2 separate regions of the Mus musculus genome follow, and region 2 is linked to region 1. A link is a loop called in an ENCODE intact Hi-C map of the cell type or tissue named here. Cell type or tissue: left cerebral cortex. All regions are shown on one strand.

Region 1 (2,500 bases):
GTCCTGCGTTGGCAGACACCTCATGCAATGTGTGTGGCTGGGCTCACCCCATGCCACTCAGGATGGATGGTTGGCAACCTCTTTCCGTTTCTGCGCTAGGCAGTCGGAGCCTCTCACTATTAGTAAGTTCCTCTGGGATTTGGCTGAGCTGGCTTTCTTCCCCACCCTCCATGTGTATGTCCACCCAGTGTGGCCCCACTGGTGATCTCCGGCAAAGACCCGAGGAAGAACAGCTCCCTGCTTCAGCAACTGCTTCCTGCACAGAAGAAGGCTAAACCATCCAAAGTCTGATAAATAAGCTTGAATATGTAAATCACCAGGAATTTCACCCATGAACTTGCATTACAGTCCTATGGTAAAAGATCAGCCGTCGAGATGCCGCAGGATGATGAGAGGTAGGTCTATGCCAAAGAAGCAAAAATCGGGGTCATTTATCAAGTTAAAATGGCGGGGGAGAAAGATCACATGGTCAGGCTGACATAGGAAAAGCATCTGTAAAAGTCTACTTCCATTTATGACTAAGAAGAAAAGAAAACCCCAGAAAACCAGACATTGGGAATGTAAGGGACTTCTTCAACCTGACAGTGATTTACCACAAACCTAGAGTCAAACCATACTTAACCTGCAAATTAGAACAGCTCCTACACAGGCCTGGCAAAAGGCTCAGTGCCCATAGGACTCTTTAATTCATCATCCTGAGGACTTAGGACGAACAGGAGAATTAGAAAGGGATGGAGTTGCTCATTGTATCTCTGATCACTGTACACACCATGCTTTCTAACGAATCTACTAAGACAGTGTTTAATTAGTAAGAGGGATAGCCAATATTTCTGGCTGCAAAATCAATTTTGCAAAATGCAAATGTGCTTCCTGCAATAACAAGAAACCAACAGAACTTTAATTTAAAAGATATAAACGCCTAACAGATACAGCAGCCTCAAGCTATCAAGTACCTGGGAACATGTCTAACAAAAGATGTATTCATCAAGAGAAAATTAAGAGCCTAGCTGATGGAGACATATGCCTTTAATCCCAGTACTTAGGAGGCAGAGGCAGGTAGATTACTGAGTTGAGACCAGTCTGGTCTATAGAGTGAGTTACAGGACAGGCAGAACTGCATAGAGAAACCCTGTTTAAATATATATATATAAAATCAGAGAGAGGAGATGGGGAGGGGAAAGGGGGGAGAGACAGAGACAGACAGACGGACAGATAGATGTGGACAGAGACAGAGAGGGACAGAAACAGAGACAGAGAGGAGATATATTATTATGAATTCATTCTCTTAAAATAGTTACAGAGCTCTAACAACATAGTTACAGAAACCCTACAATGAAAAGAGGTACAATGTTCATGAAAGACTTAACACTACACATTCCACCCTCTAGAGGGCAACAAGGAGCTTGACAATAACAACGGGGACTTGGAAATCAGAGTAAACTCTAAACTCAGTAAACTCTGGTCTTCCACCAGGGGCAGTGATCTGGGGAGACCTAGGTAGCCTTGGATGGAAGGTCTAGAAAGCCCTGAATCACAGCAAGGTATCAACATGGGAGGAGCAGGGATTCCTGTAGGAAGCAACTCAATGACAGCAACCCACCCAGAGACCCATCGAAGGCAGAAGCAGGGATGCTGGGGACCCTGTTGCCTAGCATCCCTCTGTTGTTTGACTCCACCGCTGCCAGCCACAGCACAGAAGGACCTGAGGTTCCATCTCACACTGCTTTTAGACTCTGGTGTGTATTTATCTTGTTTGTAGAAATCGCTACAAGCATCCACACTGTTCCATCACTCCTTTTGAACCTTAGTTTCCTCCCCTGAAAGTAAGAACAGGTATTCCTGCCTCCCTGTTAGGAGGAAACAAATACTAAAACACTCTTGTAGAGTGTTGTCTAAATACAGGGCATTCTTCTGGCTTGTACTATTGCTTCTTTGTAGACTGTGGGTAAGAGAATAACATTCTATTTCTTAGGCTGGACAACAGTATCCTTCCACTATCTGTCTCTCTCTCCAAAGGCATCACTGAGTCCTTTACTCTGGTCATAACATTTCATCAATTAGTTCTCACAGCAAACCCTAGGGGAGGTGTGTGCTATCCGGCTCCATTCTACAGAAGAAAAAGCCAAGGCTCAGTTCTCCATTAGGCATCCATAACTGCCTTTCGTAAGAAAGACACCGTCCCTGCTCTACAGAGTCATCCTCTAGTTGGAAACCCATCCAAACCTCACAGATGAACTGGCAGACCCCCACATCCAAACTCAACTCCAGTTGACGCCAGTGGCTACACTTTCAACTCATCTCTGGAGTTGCCTTCATCTTCCTCTCCCACTCCATCCTCTTTAACGACACAGTGGTTGCTAGCACATTCTTCTAGCTGAAACAAGGTGCAAGGGCCCTTGCCATGAAAGCAAGTGAGAGCTGTTAGCTTCTTCGGTCCATGTGATCCTCCTGCAGGATCATTGGAGAATTACTAAGGGATTGATGAATGCACACAAAAGGC
Region 2 (2,500 bases), 300 kb before region 1:
TCGTTCATTTGCATGGTTCAGGACCATGAGCTCCTGCTTCTACTTCCCAAGTGCTTGATTGGCTATAGCCAATATGCACTGTAAGCTTATTAGTAATGAAAACTACTACATGTGAAGATCAGGAATCTATACGTGTGCTTCTATATAAGTCCGAATGAAGGAAGAGCATGCTAAGAATAAGCACAGGGTGGGGATGGGAAGCTGGCATTGCAGCCCACACCCAGCAGGGGCCACTCCTGCTTCATCCAGTGTCCAGAGCAGCTTTCTGCCAGCCATGGAGGCTTTAGCACTTCCCACGTCACTGAAGTTCCAACTATGGGATGCCTTGGATGGAGAACCACGTGTTGCTTAATCATAGGGGTGAGTTCTGAGAAATGACAGGCTGCTGACTGTCCTGCTCTGAGAACACCACAGAGTGTACTTATACAAATTAAGTGGCCACGAGATCCCTAGGCAACAGACTCTTAAGGGACCATTGTGCTATGTGGTGTGATATCGTTATGTCACGTGTGGCTATGGAAACGCCTTGGACTCACATCATGATGCTAAGTATGTCTTTATAATGTTTATCATAGAGCTTTATGTGCAGGTAAGTCGAAACACTGTATGTAAAACAGGAGGAAAACATCCCTTCTAAAATGAACAACCACTCTTCAACATGGAGTACCAAGAAGATGGAGATGTTCATCACTTGGGATCGAACAGGCCTGGGATGGTAGGGGAAGCATGAGCCACACCAGAGAGGGGAGCAGAGTGGCTCAGTGAAGACAGAGTAAGACAGTGTGTCCTCAGGGTAAAATCAGGAGCATGGGGTAGGGGTCTGCTGGCTGCATCCTCCTGGCTTCACTTTTTAGTGACACTCCACCTCCCCATCTTTGAGTTGCAACTTAAAGGGAACAAACTCACTTAAGTGGGTGTGCCATGGGAGCTATTTCAGGATGCACCAGAAGAGGGCGCCAAGCTAAAAGTTAATCGAAAAGCCTTTGAACCGGATGGCTTCCTCCCTGGACCAGAGCAGACGGCTCTGTTCACCTCTTCTATTGTACTTAAGATCTCCAGGCTGGAGCACAGAGTCAACAACAAACAGGCAACCTTGAGCCCTTCTGATTTCAGCACTTTAGAAGAGATGAGGCATTGCCACACACCCCCCCCCATTTGCACACACTAAGGCACACCCATGCACTAAGAGAACTGCCATAGGAGGAGGGGCTGCACAGTCTACCTGGAGGTGCACTGGAGATGCCTATCCCATGGCTGTAGGGGACTCAGCTTAAGAGGGGCCCGAGTGAGTAGCACTGTAGGCCTCCTCACAGGACACATGCTTCACAGGTGGGCACTTTCTTCACCCCTCAAGCTTGGGCATGGATTCTACCTTGAGTGCATTGCATGCCATAGATATGCACCGTGATGCACATTCGCATGCATACAGATACATCTAGCACAGTCTATAAAATGCCTCCTAGACCGTTTCCTAATCTATAAAACGTGGATAAAAGCTAACACCTGCTACACAGGGCTGAGGGAAACTATAAGTGGAAGGAGAGATATGCCTTTGCTGACTGATACTCTGTATGGAGAAAAGGGGCACACACACCTTCAAGTACTCAATGAATAAACATGTTAAGTAACCAATAACTTCACCCTTCCTTGAGGAAGAGGCATGAATAAATTATGAGTTCATGTCGATTGAGACTGAACAAATGTTACAAGGCTGGGAAACCCTCCAGACTAGAAAGCTCGCTAGAGAAGCTGCCAGAGCTCAGCCTCTGCTCCGGTGCCAGGCAGGTGCTCACACTGCCATCCAGGTGGGAGCGGTGCCTTCTCTGCCTTCTCTGCCACCGTGAGGCTGTAGGCAGGAAGCTGGGTCTCTGGTCACTCGTCATTACATACACTGGCAAAGATTTGCCAATTACCTGGGCTAAATGCCATTTCTGGAAGTTTCACTTCAAAGATGATGCTATGTGTCACGTCTCTAGCTCCCTGCATGGTGCGGTCCCGAAAGCAGAGGACTTCAACGGACTGGAAACTGCCGCTCCTGTTGTCCGCGATGGATTTGCATTGAGTTCATATGATTAAGAAAGGAGAAGAAAAAGAGCAGGCATAAGTGCTTTCTAGAGTGGCTGCTGAGAATCCAAGGCATGCAATCACTCTCGTCTGACCTCTTTAACCTGAGAGGGACCTTGGGCACATCCGTGCAGGCAGCCTCTGTCTGTGCATTTACAGTCTGGCTGCCACATTAGCTGGACTCCCCCTCCCCTGCCCCAGGTGAATTTCCTATAGCAGTCACACAACAGATAGATAGCTCTGGAAAAGGAAGCTTTTAAATCTAAGGGTGGGATGCTTCCAAGAGCTTAACAAGGGACCCTCAAGGCCCTTTACCACCAGCCAGAAGCTGGCCTTCCCAGGGTATTTATACTTGTAGCATATGTGCCCGGAATGACTGAGAGTCCACATAACCAGGCTCTCTGGGGTCTGTTAATATTTATCTAGCTTTATTTTG

What was found. Hi-C counts contacts between places; a loop is a spot of excess contacts. Peaks named below come from ENCODE experiments on the same cell type or tissue, not always from the same donor. Only the 100,000 strongest peaks of a DNase experiment are listed, where the experiment ranks them.
Region 2: it touches region 1 in a loop (2.8-fold over the local background); 10 of 42 quality-filtered maps call a loop at or near these places.

The regions. Positions count from the first base shown.
Region 1 is chr6:114,401,260-114,403,759 of GRCm38, reverse strand. The region is part of intron 1 of Hrh1 (histamine receptor H1); the gene reads right to left. Among named protein-coding and RNA genes, the nearest start is that of Hrh1, 4.6 kb to the right of the region's middle. In left cerebral cortex, CTCF peaks have their summits at 1,392 and 2,465; a DNase peak (open chromatin) is centred at 2,489; H3K27ac peaks cover 1,486 bases.
Region 2 is chr6:114,696,566-114,699,065 of GRCm38, reverse strand. Atg7 (autophagy related 7) reads right to left here. Exons shown (of 19, transcript NM_028835.5): 9 at 1,914-2,035. Among named protein-coding and RNA genes, the nearest start is that of Gm52917, 37 kb to the left of the region's middle. In left cerebral cortex, CTCF peaks have their summits at 222 (motif pointing right) and 948 (motif pointing right); DNase peaks (open chromatin) are centred at 269, 946 and 1,828.